Regions from separate parts of the Homo sapiens genome. Here region 1 is linked to region 2. A link is an interaction called in ENCODE POLR2A ChIA-PET data of the cell type or tissue named here. Cell type or tissue: Panc1. All regions are shown on one strand. Links, peaks and the distances in the headings refer to the core of each region. The heading gives the core; the rest is flanking DNA.

The links. ChIA-PET counts read pairs that join two places held together with the same protein. Peaks named below come from ENCODE experiments on the same cell type or tissue, not always from the same donor. Only the 100,000 strongest peaks of a DNase experiment are listed, where the experiment ranks them.
Region 1: POLR2A ChIA-PET joins it to region 2 with 11 read pairs; 2 of 35 experiments call an interaction of 5 or more read pairs at or near these places.

The regions. Positions count from the first base shown.
Region 1 is chr11:33,894,957-33,903,291 of GRCh38, forward strand. The region is part of intron 1 of LOC105376621 (a long non-coding RNA gene); the gene reads left to right. Among named protein-coding and RNA genes, the nearest start is that of LMO2, 7.0 kb to the left of the region's middle. In Panc1, for the core only: no CTCF peak of the experiment used is centred there; a DNase peak (open chromatin) is centred at 4,562; H3K27me3 peaks cover 240 bases.
Region 2 is chr11:34,012,454-34,020,788 of GRCh38, forward strand. No RefSeq gene overlaps it. Among named protein-coding and RNA genes, the nearest start is that of CAPRIN1, 35 kb to the right of the region's middle. In Panc1, for the core only: no CTCF peak of the experiment used is centred there; no DNase peak of the experiment used is centred there.

The DNA of each region.
Region 1 (8,335 bases), core at 98-8,097, 120 kb before region 2:
GGAGGTTCAAATACTATGTTTTCCCGGCTAATTGTTCATTATGCAGAGTGTCAGACTATGGTCAGAATATAGTGTTTTACAGGATCCCAGTGTTAATATCACAGAAAAGTCCAGCTGACATTATGTGATGTAGGGTGCTTTAAAAGAAAAAAAAAAAAAAACAGTTCCTCTGCAGGGGGCAACACTAAGAGAAGGATACTAGCTTTTTTTTTTGTTTTGTTTTGACAGAGTCTTGTTCCTGTCACCCAGGCTGGAGTGCAGCAGGGCGTGATCTCAGCTCGCTGCAACCTCAGCCTCCTGGGTTCAAGCAAGTCTACTGCCTCAGCCTCCCTCGTAGCTGGGATAACAGGCGCCTGCCTCCACGCCCGGCTAATTTTTGTATTTTTAGTAGAGACAGGGTTTATCCACATTGGCCAGGTGGGTCTCAAATTCCTGACCTCAAGTGATCCACCTGCCTCGGCCTCCCAAAGTGCTGGGATTACAGGCATGAGCCACCACGCCCCGCCAGGATACTAGCTTTGTGACATCAAAAATCTGGGTTTGAATTCCGTCTTGGCCCTTACTCAGGCAAGCCACTTACTCTCTCCTCCTCCACTTTTCATCTGCAGATGAGGATTACAAAACCCTCTTAAGGCTGTTGTGAGAATTTAATCAGATATACAATTAGTATAATCTCTGGCACATAGCAAGTTGTAATTTATTGCCCCTCTGTCCCAGAGTGCATGTGGAGACTTAATTTTTAAATATTAAAAACAAAGTTTTCACTGGGTTTCCAGTCTGTTGATGTTTATGGAGAGAAAGCTTTCAACTGACAAACGCTATCCAAGTGACAGAGCCCATTTCAGCATGGCGACTAAGGCTGATGATGTTCTGCTCTTAAGTGGAGATCAGCAAATGTTAAACAGGAGCCCCACCTGCTCTACCAGACAGCAGCAAAGTGCTTGTCTCATTTTCTTTCCAACATGTTACCATCCTTGTGTAACAGACAAGGTAATTTAAGCTGGGTCTAGACATGTCTGAACCAGTCTGGAGGGCCAATAGGACACCCTCCCTTCCAGACCTAATTACTTGCAGGATCAAGGAGCCTCTCAGAGAACAACATGTCCCATGGAGAAGCAAAGTTGAAGGGGCATTTGTTTTATTCAAGAACAACAGGAAATAGCAGAGGAAGAACAGCTCTCGGACCCCCAGTGGAGTCCTAGAGCAAGAGAGCTATAAGAGAGGGAGTGAAAATTGAATCAAAGGCTTTTCACTGAGATATCTGGGGAAGAGCAAGACACAAAGCTCTGGGGCCAGCTGCTTGGCTGTGAATAAAGATGATGGCACGGGTGGCTTCAGGGAATGGTGCCCTAAGGGCCAGTTTCGATGACCTTGGTTTAGGCAGCATCACTCACCTTTGAGGTCATTCACACTTACACATTCATTCATTCATTCATCTAACACATTTATTGAGTGGCTGTTATGTGCCAGGTGGGGCATCAATGCCTTTGGTGTGGAAATGAGTATCCTTGATACATGTGAATCCACAAGAAACATTCCTGGGGATTTGCTCCCAAAACTATTTGTAAAGGGGCAAGGAATGTGACAGATCTAGCGCCCCCATAGTGCAGGAGCCAGGGGAATCCACCAACTCCGGCCTGGTCACCACCTCTGCGACCCTGTTTTTATCTGAAGGCGTGTGTGGTCTGGGACCTGTGATGCTCATCTGTAAAATGAATTGGCTTGACTGCATGATCTCTAAGATCTGTATTTTATTGAAACTTCTACAGATTGAAACTCTAAGTCCTCATAATAAGCAATAATGAATCATGAACTAGACATTTTGAAAGCAGCATATATTACTTTGTGATCCAGCTTAACTGCTTGAATTATCAGTGTCTGAAATGATCCCCATCCCTCATTCCTCCCCTTTATCCTCTCTATGGTAGGATCAGGCACGACATTGCTTCAGCCCCTTCTACCATGTAGATTTACAGGCCCAGAAATGTTCGTTAATTTGGATTTCAAAGTGAATTCTTTCGTCTTTTAAATAAAGCCAAATATATATATTTTTTTAATTTTGTTTTCAAAACAGGGTCTTGCCCTGTCACCCAAGCTGGAGTGCAGTGGTGTGATCATAGCTCACCACAGACTACAACTCCTGGCTCAAGCAGTCCTCTGCCTCATCCTCCTTATTAGCTGAGACTACAGATGCAAGTCATCATGCCTGGCTAAGTTTTTTAAAAATCTTTTTTTTTCTTTTGTAGAGATGGGGCTTGCTTTATTGGCCAGGCTGGCAAAAATATTTTTTAAGTTGTGCATGAGCCAACACTGAGGACAAAAAATTAAAAATCAGCAGGCTGACTTTAACTAATGGCTACCAGTTCGCAACCTTTAATTTTAATAATTAGGTATGGGTTGATTCAGGAGAAATGGGATCTAGCCATATCTGGCTCCTACCTGGCTTGAGCGGATCATCAAACTTCTCTGAGACTCAAGTTTCCTCATCTTATGATGAGATTTTAGAATTCAATATTCCTTCCAACTCTTGACAGTCTGTGCCTGTGTTTTAGAGCAGTAATGTCATGTGTGTACTTGTTGGCTCGTGAATATGTCACCGCTTTTGCATTCAAGATTGGAAAGTATGTGCATGTCCTTTTTGCTGGGAGGTAGGAGGCTCCAAAAAAGTATCATGACTTTACCTTTCCTCTTTGTATTAGAAACAACTGAGAAATAGACCAGGAAGCCAAGTGAGAATTAAACTATAATATGTGCTCTCTTGCTGGCAAAGTGGAATAGTGACTGCCCTTTCAACCTGTGGTCAAAGTAGAGATCATTACCTCCTCCTCAAGTTTAGGCCAAAGGATCTGCCTGTGGGCAGAATTTGGGATGCAGAATAGAACTTTACACTGACAGCCATACTGAGGACCCGGCCTTCTCACACTGTGGGAGCATCACTAACAGTCAGTGCCCAGCACATCCCACCTGGGCCATGTTCCAGGTGTGCGTACCTGGCCCAGTGACTCCAGGAAGCAGGAGATGAAAAGAAACCTGACTCTACATGCAGACAGATCACTGAGCAACAAACTTCAGAGGAAGCAGGGCTACTGCTAGCCCACATGATGCCTCTGTAAGAATTAGAAAAAGCTGCCTCTTCCTCTGGGCAGACACTGCCACATCAGAGTGCGTGGCTTAGCAAGCAGGAAATAAATTATATTTCAGCCCCAAACTCATCTACCCTGCTGCATAATCACAGCAGCAGCTTGGGCGGGGCTCCCATTTTATGGGCTGAGGATGGGACTGCAAGATGAGGGCCTTGAGTCATTGTCATAAGTTCTGTGGCTATACTGTCCAGAATAGTAGCCACTAGCTGCATGTGGCTATTGAAATTTACATTCAAACTAATTAAAATTAAATAAAACTAAAAATTTCACAGCTCAGTCTTACTAGCTTCCTGTAAAGTCCTCAATAGGCCGGGCACGAAGGCTCACGCCTATAATCCCAACACTTTGGGACGCGGAGGCAGGCAGATCACTTGAGGTCAGGAGTTTGAGACGAGCCTGGCCAACATGTTGAAACCCCGCCTTTACTAAAAATACAAAAATTAGCTGGGCATGGTGGCGTGCGCCTGTAATCCCAGCTACTCAGGAGGCTGAGTCAGGAGAATCTCTTGAACCCGGAAGGCAGAGGTTGCAGTGAGCCGAGATTGCACCACTGCACTCCAGTCTGGGTGACAGAGTAAGACTCTGTCTCAAAAAATAAAAATAAATAAATAAATAAAGTGCTCAATAGCCACATGGGGCCAGTGGCTACCATATTGGACGGGCAGATGTAGAACATTTCCATCATCACTGAAAGTTCTCCCATTGTCCTATGGGACCACTTTCAGTTGTATTAGCCACTTCCGAGTCTTGACTAGCTTACCTTTCTCATCTCCTAGCCTGCCATCCCACATAACAGACTGCATTCTCTAGTCCTTCTCATGTGTTCCCAATATCCCGAGTGGAATCCAAACATCATACTTTTTGCTCCTGCTGTTCCCTCTTCCTGAAATGTCATTCCTCTGCCAAGAACAATCCATCCAATCAAATCCAGCTCGCTCTTCCAGGCCCAGATCAAATGACAACTCCCTAAGTTTCCTAGGTGGGCACTGTTATCTCTTGAGAGCACACTGTACATTTATCTGTCATAGTATGTTTAGCATTGATTCTAGTTGAGCGTTAGGCTGTCTTGTGGCCCCTGCTCACTGTGTGCCTTTGAGAGCTGGTACCTGTCTTATTCACCCCTGTGTCTCTAGGGCCAGTGTACAAAAGCCCCTCAAAGCTGCACCTCTGGGAGGAAAAGCCTCTTGAACCCTATCATTAAGACTTTGGGTCAGGTAAGTGTGTAATGATATTTTAATGCGATTAATAATTTTGATAATTTAATGTTTAATAATTCAGCAATATTTTTCATCACAATGCCTTCAGCACTCTCTCCCTGTTGTTTCTCTGAGCCCTTCTAGATGAGTACAATTTTCCCCAACTCACTGCTGAGAGAACAGAGGCGTAGGGATGGGCAGTCATCCAGGGTGACTCAGCTAGGAAATGGCAGAGTGACATTTGGACAGAGCTCTTCCTGACTCCAGAGCCCAGATGCTGGAATGCCTCTCATGTGAGGGAGTGGTCTATGGAAACGGCCTGGCAGACCCGCGTTTGTTTAATTGAGACAGAATGGAGGGTGAAGAGCTCGAATTAGGCAGAGGATTAGTTCGGGACAGCTGCCCCTGCTGCACATGGATAAACCCAGAAAAGGTCAAGGCGAAATTGAGGACGGGTCTCTGGGAGGCTTTCTCAGGCTTCATTCCTCTGGACAGGGTTAGGTGGGTCAAGTGACCTTGTTTGAACTCTCCTTTTCCTCTCCTACTCTCAGTCCGTCACTTCTTGCAAAATCAGATGTTGCAGAAAGGCAAGTTTGATTCTGTCTGGGAGAGGATTGTGTATTCCCAACTTTCCCTTATGCCTCGGCTTCAGATCAGATGCTCTGATCTCCTCTCTGTCCTTGGAGGCACCATTTCCACGGCAGGCCTAGGTGAGCTGGGAAGTTTTATGATGGCATTAAAAAAAAATTCCTTTCTGCAAGAGGCTTTTCACCTGAGTGTCAACTAACTCTGGACATCTTGTTACTGAAGCTCTTCTAGCCTGGGGAGAGACATTTTGTCTCAAAACTCATTAACGAGAGTGGGAAAACTGGGGGAAGGAAGCACAAGTTATCAGGTACAGCCTGTCCACCCATGGCTCCCTCCAACCCTGGTGTAGGTTTCTGAGGGGCAGCGCTGTGGGACAACTCCAGTAATTGCCAAAGCACAAGTCTCTGACCTCCCGCTAGAGTGGCCTCGGTTTTCTCTTTTTTTGGCCTTGTCTTCCTTCCTCTTCTAGTTTTCATGTTCTTGTTTCTCATTTTCTCTTACCTCTGTACATGCCTTAAATCTCCTAGTGAGTCCCCTGGGCATCGTGTGGCCCTACTGGGGGTATTCAGCTCAGAAAACATCTTCATACGGTTTTTGAACTCTAGCTCTCCACCTCTGTCCCCCTTCCCAACCCACAGTAAACATCTCTGTTTAATGTTTTGAGGTCCAGATTCTATGAGTATAAAGGGGTTGAATCATGAGCCAAGATATGCACTTGAGGAAGGAAACATCTGCATTTAAGGGGGCAGGTCAATTGCCTCCTGGCAGATCACCTTTCTCCCCGGCCCTGCCCTCCCCAGATTTGGGCACCTGCACTTGTTATTCGGACCTTAGCAACTGGATTCTGAGCCCTTGTGTTCCTGGTCTGAGTTCCTCCCTGTTGGTGACATTGGCTGAGCCCAATCTCTAGGTTAGGACAGCCTGACAACTCATTGCCAACTCCTGGTGATGGTTCTGTTTTGGTTTGGCATAGTCTACCTGGGACTGTTCCCCAACTCTGGGTAAGCCCTTTGTAACACCTGAGCCTCTCCCCCTAAAACTGAGCACTATCATGTAGAAGTTAGGAGCACAGCCCCTAGTGTCGGACCGGCTGTGTTTGAATCCTAGTTCTGTCCCTTGCCAGATGTGTAACCATGGACTCGTTATTTTAGCTTGCCATGCCTCTATTCTATTCTATTCTGTTACCTGTAAAAGGTAGGAATTATAATGCCCATTTCATGGTGGTGGTGTAAGGATTCACTGCGATAAGACCAAAGAGATGGGACCTTCTCTCTTGAGAACTTGACAGTTAGGTCCAAAGGAGTGTGAGTAAAACCCAAGTGCAATTTAGGCAGGTGACAATAACCACAGAGCCCAACCTGATGGAATAGGCAGGAAGTTGTATGGGGAATTGATGGCAACAGAGTCAGAAAACAGAGCGGTAAGTATTAATGCAGAGAAAAGTGAGATCCATAGGCAGAAATTCTATGTAAGGCCAGGCTCTTTGGCTCACACCAGTAATCCCAGCACTTTGGGAGGCCGAGGCGGGAGGATCAATGTAGGTCAGGAGTTCAAGACCAACCTGGCCAACATGGTGAAACCCCATCTCTACTAAAAATACAAAAATTAGCCAGGCTTGGTGGTGTGCGACTGTACTCCTAGCTACTCAGGAGGCTGAGGCAGGAGAATCACTTGAACCCAGGAGGCAGAGGTTGCAGTAAGCCAAGATCACACCATTGCACTCCAGCCTGGGAGACAGAGAAAGACTCTGTCTCAAAAAAATAATAATTAAAATTTAAAAAGAAGAAATTCTACCTAAGAGCCCGAAGCTGCCCTCTGCCCTCTCCCGTCTCCTGCAGGACATGGCGCCAGCTCCAGGTTAGGGTAATCTGGAAACTAGCCTTGAGTGAAGGGGCTGAAAGGGCTCAGGCAAGTGGGACAGGATTTATAGCCTGCTGCTGGAGTTCTGAATAAGGACTTGAGTCCCCCTTCCCAGGATTTAGAAGGGCCAGGGAGGTGGGTTAGCACCACCAGAGCAGGGAGGTGTAAAGGTGCAGCACAAAGCTACAATCTGAACATAGCACCCCCTCATCTCTTGGTACTTGGCATGGTTGGCTCCTTGGCACCCATCTCTCCCCCTTGATAGTCCCTTGGAAAGCCATTCCTTCCTTACTCTTAGTCCCTGTGTTCTTGGTGGAGTTCCCACATCCAACTTCCAGAGTAGGCCACGTGAGCATGCCTGGCTAATCAAAGCATGGTGCCTCCCAGGCCACTGGGATTGGTTCAGAGAAGGGTCACCTTGGGTAGCTGATGTTGCTGCAGCTATCTTGCCACCGTATGGAGCCAAGACTGAAAGATGAAATAGAGCAGGGCAAGGAAGAGAGGCCCAGGAAGACCAAGTCCTAATGACATCGTTGGAGCCTTCGAATCCAGCTGTGCCTAGAGCCAGCCCCTAACCCTGGAGTTTTCAGTTACATGGATCAATAAATTCTCTATTAGCTTAAATCACCTTGATTTGAGTTTTCTATCACTATTAACCAACAGCATCCTAATCAAAGGCTAAAGCAGCTGAAAATAGCCTATTTCCAGACCGCATGTGCTCATTAATAAAGAGCAAGTTCCTGTGGTACCATGAAGCCATGATACCATTGGCCTTGTGTCTGGATAAGGCTCAGGCTAAAGATGCCTGACATTACTATAAATACCTGGGCAGGGGTGAGTTGGCAGAGCAATGACCAGGGATACAGAAAACCAGGTTTTTCCTGATGCCTTATATCCTGCTTTAATATCTCCACCTGCCAATGAAGGAGTTCAATTGGTTGCCGCCATTTTAGAGAGCATAATGGTTATACTTTACCTTCAAAAAAATCTATTTTCTATCTATCTATCTATCTATCTATCTATCTATCTATCTATCTATCTATCTATCTTGCCATGGAAGAACCAAGGCAAAGAAAAGTGTAAAGATGATCCTACCAATTGTCCCAGAAGACAGCCCCTGGAACAATCATAAAAAGAATCCCAAACCCTTTGAACTTTTTTGTCTATGACAAATAGCAAAAGCATCCATTGCTGTTAAATATCTGTTACTACTACTCATTCCTTCCATCTTACAGATGTAAAAGTTGAAGAATTAGTTGCTGTCTTAGTTAAATTAGAATAGCTGCTTAAACAAGGGATCTCAAAATATATAATGACTCCACATCCTTGAAGTTCACTTCTTTTCCCCTAATAGTACTGGATTGGTGAACAGTTGGCAGGGCAGGCTTCTCCCGTGTAACTGTTTAAAGATCCAGGGAGAGGGAGGCTCTGCTGTCTTCAACGTGTGAGGTCCTCTCAATTCCAGCCAGTTGGATGGGGAAGGAGCATGAAGGAGCAGTGTGTGGGAAACCTTTATGGGCCAGACTTGAAAGTGATGAACGAAACTTC
Region 2 (8,335 bases), core at 235-8,234:
TGAGGCTCAGTGACCATCCCTGTCTCATCTTCTTGTCATTATATGAATAGCAGTGGAGAATGAGATCAGAACACCAGCAAGGGAAAAAAAGTGTGCTAGAGTAAGGCTAAGGATGAGAAAACATGAAATTATGCTATTTGGGATGGTGGGTGGGAACTCCTGGGCTGGGGACGAGGATGAAGTGTTTTTGGTGGGCATTTCCTCTCCTGGTAATAACCCCAGTTTTGTTTTGAGGGAAGCATCCTTCCCCCTGGTCAGCCATGTGGTTTAGGTGCAACTGGCCCCTACTCTCATCCTAGGATGGCTTGTAATTGGCTTAAGCCAGTCACTATGCACTGGTCTTTCCAAAATAAGCAAACAATGCAATCTAAGACAACTCAGTGGAAGGAGATATTGGAACCTCTGAGGGGGTAAGAGTTCCACAAGACACTCTCTTTCCTGAAGAGTGGCTATAAGGACTAGAGGTATGACCTGGTTGGCAGCCATTTTATTACCAAGAGTGGGGTGCCTGGGGCTGCCAGGAATCCACTTTGTGGAGAATAAAACCAGTAGAGCAGAGAGCAGAGAAAAAATATGGAGAGAAACAAGTCCTTAGTTGAAATGAGTTGAGCTGTTGGATCAAATTATACATAAAGTCAGATTTCACCGTACTTTCAGTTAAATAAACCCATTATTCCCCTCTTTTTTAAAATGAATTTTCTATATCTTGAAATACAAGGAGTCCTAACTAATCCGTGATCATTTTACAAGAGTTGTGGACAGTGCTAAATATGGCCCAAGATAAAAATAGTTAAAATGGTAAATTTCACCACAATTTGGAAAAACTCAGTAATGTCTGGCAGTAAAGAAAAAAAAGATGCCTGAGTTTATGAGTCTGGAGCTTCTGAGTATCCATAAGGTACCTAAAAAGGTCACACAGTTATTCAAAACCCACCTTTGCCATAGGCCTCCAGGAAGACGTTTTCTGCAGGTCTATATAAGCATTCTACCATGATGGCAGTGTCTTCCCTTTTTTTAATTATTTCTGGACCATTTGGGCTCCATTTTAAAAAAAGAGAGAGATCTAACTCTCAATTGGGTGCTTATTCTGTACCAGGTACTTTGCTGAGTAATTTCTGTGTATCATCTAATTTTCTTATTTATTTATTTATTTATTTATTTACAAGATGGAGTTTCGCTCTTGTTGCCCAAGCTGGAGTGCAATGGCACGATCTCCCCTCACCACAACCTCACCTCCCAAGTTCAAGCGATTCTCCTGCCTCAGCCTCCTGAGTAGCTGGGATTACAGGCATGCACCACCACGCCCAGCTAATTTTTGAGTATTTTTAATAGAGATGGAGTTTCTCCATGTTGGTCAGGCTGGTCTCAAACTCCTGACCTCAGGTGATCCACCCGCCTTGGCCTCCCAAAGTGCTGGGATTACAGGTGTGAGCCACCATGCCGGGCCTAATTTTTTTCTAGTAGCCACCACTCTTATGACCATCTTATTTTATAGATGGAAACATTGAGAATTAGAGGAGTTAAGAAACTTGCCCGTGCTTACACAGCAAGAGACAGGGCTAGGACTTAAACTCTTTCAGGGCCATGCTGAAAGTCAGTTATCAGTGAAGGAAGCCAGAGAGGCTGGTCCAAAGTCTCTGAGGCATAGAGAAGCTCTAGCCAATGTTTCCTCCTCTCCAGGCAACGAAAACAGAAAAACAGATACTGGTTAGCAGCACACTTACTTCCGCGTCAATTATATTGAAACCCCAGGATCATTTATTTCTGATTAGAAATTTCCCAACAAATTCTGCTTTGGGGAGGAAAAGATCTGAAATTTCTTCTGCTTTTGTTCCTTTTGAACTGTCACTGTATGTGCTGGACTGTGATCAGCTGTGGGGAGAGAATACAGGGTGGGAGAGGCCAAGAGCTGGTAAAGGAGACAGAGAGAGACTTGAGGGATCCTGAATGACCTATAAAACCTGTGGGTTTACAGAGGTGAATCTGAGATGTGGCATGGGCTGGGCTCCAAGGAGATGAACTGGAGATGCCCAAATCATAAATTGGGCATTATGTAGCAGAGAATGGGTAAAGACTGCTGTCCAGATCTCCAAAGCTGCCAGGAATGCACTGTCAGAATGTCCAGGCTGGGATCCATCTCCAAACCGGGAAAAAGAACAAGGAGGATCTGTTGGAATTCTGGCAACCCTGGGCACAAGGGAATGTTATTAGCACCTAATATTTGAATGATCATTTGGTGTCAGGCACCATGCAAGCTTTATTTGCATTGTCTCATGTAATCATCCTCCATGAGTTAGGTATAGGTGAGAAAGGTGAAGTTTAAAAAGACAGTTAAGGCTGGGCATGGTGGCTCACACCTGTAATCCCAGCACTTTGGGAGGCTGAGGCGGGTGGATCACCTGAGGTCAGGAGTTCAAAACCAGCCTGGGAAATACGGCAAAATCCCATCTCTACAAGTCAGAGAAAAATTAGCCGGGTGTGGTGGCTCGTGCCTGAAGTCCCAGATACTTGGTGGGCTGAGGCAGGAGGATCACTTGAGCCTGGGAGTTTGAGGCTGCAGTGAGCCATGTTCGTGCCACTGCACTCCAGCCTGGACAACAAAGTGAGGCCATGTCTCAAAAAAAAAAAAAAAGACAGTAGTTAACTCACCAAGATCTCCCTAGGCTGGCTAACTAAAGACACATGGTTATTGATATAGTCGCCCTAGGTAAGGAACTGAGATAAGACCTTGAGGCTAGGAATAGCATCTTGCCTTGTTGGTCCAGGGACAGAAACTTGAGACTATTCTGGTTTTAAGCTGATCAGAGTAAGTCAGACTCTGGAGGTCCTAATAATTGCAAGAGCAGAGAGCAGAATTGATTCTCTGAGTTGCCGTAACTTTCTTTCTTTCTTTCTTTCTTTTTTTTTTTGAGACAGAGTCTCACTCCGTCGCCCAAGCTGGAGAGCAGTAGCACGATCTCAGCTCACTGCAACCTCTGCCTCCCTGGTTCAAATGATTCTCCTGCCTCAGCCTCCTGAGTAGCTGGGATTACAGGTGCTCGTCACCATGCCCGGCTAATTTTTGTATTTTTAGTAGAGACGGGGTTTCATCATGTTGGTCAGACTGGTCTCAAACTCCTAACCTCGTGATCTGCCCGCCTCGGCCTCCCAAAGTGCTGGGATTACAGGCGTGAGCCACTGTGCCTGGCCTGAGTTGCCATAACTTTCATAACATGGTCAGAAAGGAAATGCTGAGTTGTGTCATAGCCAATTATCATAAATAATAATGGCTTTGAAAATTTTCCATCTCTTGCATCATATGCAGACACATTTATTCGACAAACATTTACTGATTTCCTACTTGTGTTGGGCACTATTCTAGGAGCTTGGAGTATAAAAATAAACAGGACACAGTCCTTGTCTTCAAGGAGCTTTTAGTCTATTGGAAAAAATAAAATACTGTGTGCTAACTGCTAAAATAGAGATCTGTGAAAAACTCTGCCAAAGAAGCTTCGCAAAGATAATACTGGAGTTGGATCTTGAAGGTAAGTGGGGATTCTTTAAGAACATTACAGGGGCCGGGCACGGTGGCTCACGCCTGTAATCCTAGCACTTGGGAGGCTGACGCGGGCAGATCACCTGAGGTTGGGAGTTCGAGACCAGCCATGACCAACATGGTGAAACCCCATCTCTACTAAAAATACAAAATTAGCCAGGAGTGGTGGCACATGCCTGTAATCCTAGCTACTTGGGAGGCTGAGGCAGGAGAATCACTTGAACCCGGGCAGCGGAGGTTGCGGTGAGCCAAGGTGGCGCCATTGCACTCTAGCCTGGGCAACAAGAACAAAACTCCATCTCAAAAAAAAAAAAAAAAAGAAGAACATTACAGGAAGGACAGATTCTGGGCAGAAGAACTGGGGTCTATGAGAATGGGCAAGAACACAGTCTGTTCTGTAGAATAGCACCACAGTCTCTGAAGCTAAAATATAGGGTATATCAAGAAGGACTTTGTGGGAGGGGGAGCAAAATGGAGGAGGTAAAACTCCAGGACAATTCAGATGTCAAAAGGAAATTAAAATGCATGGCATTTGTTTATCTTTTTTGAGTTGACTGAGAAATAAGAGAGTAGGGTATAAGTTGTGATTTTTACCAAGGTATATCAGTCTGGGTGTAATCAGGAGAGGGAAACCAAATAGGAATTACGGCAGAGAAAGCCTAATAGAAATATGGCCAGGTGCGGTGACTAACACCTATAATTCCAGCACTTTGGGAGGCCAAGGCGGGCGGATCACCTGAGGTCGGGGTTCAAGACCAGCCTGGCCAACGTGGCGAAACCTGTCTCTACTAAAAATACTAAAAAAAAAAAAAATTAGCCAGGTGTGGTGGCACGCATCTATAGTCCCAGCTACTCTGGAGGCTGAGGCAGGAGAATCGCTTGAACCCAGGAGGGCAGAGGTTGCAGTAAGCTGAGATCATGCCACTGCATTCCAGCTGGGGCGACAGAATGAGACTCCCCCTCAAAAAAAAAAAAAAAAAAAGTCGGGTGCAGTGGCTCACACCTGTAATCCCAGCATTTTGGGAGGCCGAGGTGGGCAGATCACCTGAGGTCAGGAGCTCAAGACCAGCCTGGCCAACATGGTGAGACCCTATCTCTACTAAAAATACAAAATTAGCCAGGTGTGGTAGTACATGCCTGTAATCCCAGCTACTCAGGAGGCTGAGGCAGGACAGGAGATTGGAGTAATGACGGATGCATTAGTAAAAAGAGAAATCTAAAGAATATAGGAAATATGCACATATATATATGCAGGTCTAATATATAACAGTACATCTAATAGCCATTCCCCATAGCCCCCAAAGTTGAGATCCAGGTCTTATTGGAGAGGGCTTGGCCATGGCTTATTAGATGGCTTAGAAGTCCATCATGGTGCTATATTAGTAAAGCATGCTGGAAATCTGCTCCCTCGAGTGCATGCCACTATAGAAGCACTGAGGAGGATACCAGGGGAACCTGGCTGCTGAGCTGCCATGCACTTCAAGGGTAGGACACTAGAGAAGCACCTCATGCAATAGGAGCTGGCCACCAGGGAAGTGACGTGTGCTGCCCAAGGGGCCTGGTATTAGAGGAAGCTACACAGTAACTCAAGCATGCTGCAGGAACCAAGAAATAAAATCCTTCTTTCTGGCCAGGCACGGTGGCTCACTCCTGTAATCCCAGCACTTTGGGAGGCCGAGGCGGGTGGATCACGAGGTCAGGAGATCGAGACCATCCTGGCTAACGTGGTGAAACCCCGTCTCTACTAAAAATACAAAAAAAAATTAGCCGGGCCTGGTGGCGGGCGCCTGTAGTCCCAGCTACTAGGGAGGCAGGAGAATGGCGTGACTCCGGGAGGCAGAGCTTCCAGCCTGGGTGACTCCGTCTCAAAAAAAAAAAAAAATCCTTTTTTCCTGCAATGTCTCTCCAGCTCCCTCTATGACAAACTTCAGTGTCAGCTGGCAAAGGACAAATATTTAAAGGCCCAGGCCTATTTTCACAGAACAGGCAAAAAGGTTGAATTTGGAGCTGTGAGGCATTAAATCTGTAACTGGCACACAAGAACTGGTAAAAATATTTTTGACTGGTATTTCCTGGGAAAATTATACCCAAACTAAATTCACATTTTTGAAGTGCTGTATTTGATAAAATCTGTGCAAATTCAGTGCCAGGTGGAGAAAAATAAAATAAAATAAATAATAAAATCATATACTGGGTAAAAATCTGACAAATGGTTCATGATCCTGGAAAATTTGTACCAGGACATCCCATTTACTAATATTACCTTTCTGTTATTGATATTGGTGAAAGTTATATGATCTTATATTTGTCACTAAAAGTGCTATGATGTGCATTATTTTTAAATGGCAGTTAAGAGCAAATGCTTTATACTTTCTTTCTGTATATACAAAGAAAAAAAAAGCAAGAGCTTTGGAGCTGACAAACCTCATTTGAATCTGGGCATGGCCACTTACTAACTGTATGACCTCAGGTAAATTACTTGATTGATTTCCTCATCTGTAAAATTAATATACCTACTTCGTGGGATTGTGATGAAAATTTACTGAGATATGTTTAAATTTCTTAACCCAATGCACATAAATATTATCAAACTGTTGATAATAGCAGCTCAAAGGATGATAGCTACTGTAAAAATATTTAAAGATAACTTACCATGTGCCATGAATAACGATGGCCTTAAAATATTATTTATTCACTCAATACCATATTTTCAATCTTTATTAGTTAAATCATGGAATTTGAGGAAGAAATTGGTTACAAATGTCACAGAGTTGTGACAATTAGATGGCAATTAAAGTGCATTGCTCCTTTCTATGTACTTCTGAAATGCCTTATTTGTGTGCCTATTATAGCCCTTATTATAATATTATAGCACCTATAGCACTTATTTCATTCTGTCTTGTATCACAGTATTATAGCAGATGGTCTTCACTAGACTGATTTCTTCATAAGCAAGATTGTTTAGTCATTTTTCTTTCCCACCAGATTTTTTAAAATTATGTATTTTGCATATAATAGACACTCAGATATTTGCCAAGATTTAATTTTATTTTATCACTAGGTTTTCCATTAGTATTGCAATTCTTGAAACTCTTAGCAAACTCCTTATGAAGCTTTAGAGCTCAAAGGGACCGAAAATTTTAAGAATCTTATTTTACAGAAGAGGATCCTGAGAGCAGAGTGAGTTACCTGCCTAGGCTCATGCAGCTAGTTTAAGGACAGGCCCAGGACTAGAACTTAACATTTCATTTATGTATTAATAATTTGTCACGGCTGGGCGTCATGGCTCACGCCTGTAATCCCAGCATTTTGGGAGGCCAAGGTGGGCGGATCACGAGGTCAGGAGTTCAAGACCAGCCTGGCCAACATGGTGACACCCCGTCTCTACAAAAATACAAAAATTAGCCGGGCGTGGTGGAATGTGCCTGTAATCCAGCTACTCAGGAGGCTGAGGCAGGAGAATCACTTGAACCCAGGAGGCTGAGGTTGCAGTGAGTCGAGATCGTGCCACTGAACTCCAGCCTGGGCGACAGAGTAAGACTCTGTCTCAAAATAATAATAGTAATTTGTCACATATTGAGTAAGGCACAATGCTGAGCTCTAGAGTTAAATTAAGCATATGCCTTTGCTTTCAAAGAGCTGATAATATATTTAGGAGGCAAATAAGGATAATCCAATGAATTCAAAGCAATGGGATGAATGCATTACAGGAAAATATGGGCTGGGTATGAGCTGGTGCTCTCCAGCACAGCTGCATGATGGTCCAGATGCTGAAACATGTCCATACTGTTGATCAAGAGCCACCTTCCCTACCTCCCTTTCCCAGATATCTTCATGATCTAGAGACTGAAGAGCTGAAGCATGAATGCCCAGGGCTCTGTTTTAGTTCTTGGAACCAGGCTGTATTCCAACTGGACATACTTAAAGCAGAACTAATTTTTCAATATCTTTAAATATTTCGAATATCACCTCTGGTGATACGCAGAGAGTTAGATTAGATGAAGTATGTATAGCAAGGATAGAGACCTAATTCAGAACAAAAGTTTAAAACAAAAACCTTCAATAACTGGAAAAAGACTTTCTTTTTCTATTATAAAATCTTATAGAAAATTTGAAAAATACCAATATAGTTATGTAAGATGTTACCATGAGATAAACTGAGTAAAGGGTACATGGGAAACAAACAAACAATAAAGAATACAAGGGATCTCTCTGTACTATTTTTGCAATTTCCTGTGACTCTTTAATAATTTCAAAATAAATAATGTTTTACAGTGTGAAGGAAGCCTATCTATCTACTTGGTGTTGTTAATTACAAAGGTATACACACTATACCACTGCAAATGGAATTCTATTGGTGCTTTATTGAAATAAAACAATTTTAGGCCAGGTGTGGTGGTTCACACCTGTAATCCCAGCACTTTGGGAGGCCGAAATGGGCGGATCACCTGAGGTCAGGAGTTAGAGACCAGCCTGGCCAACATGGTGAAACCCTGTCTCTACTAAAACTACAAAAATTAGCCGGGCATGGTGGCAGGTGCCTGTGATGCCAACTACTCAGGAAGCTGAGGCAGGAGAATCACTTGAACCTGGGAGGCAGATGTTGCAGTGAGCCAAGATCGCACCCATTGCACTCCAGCCTGGGCAACAAGAGCGAGACTTCGTCTCAAAAAAAAAAAAAAGCTAATAATAAAAAAGCATAAGTCTTAAAAGGATGGAAATATTCCATTTCACTAGTTTGGAGTATAACATAGGTCATATCTCGTCATAGTCAGGACTTGGACTTGCAGGAAGTCTTTT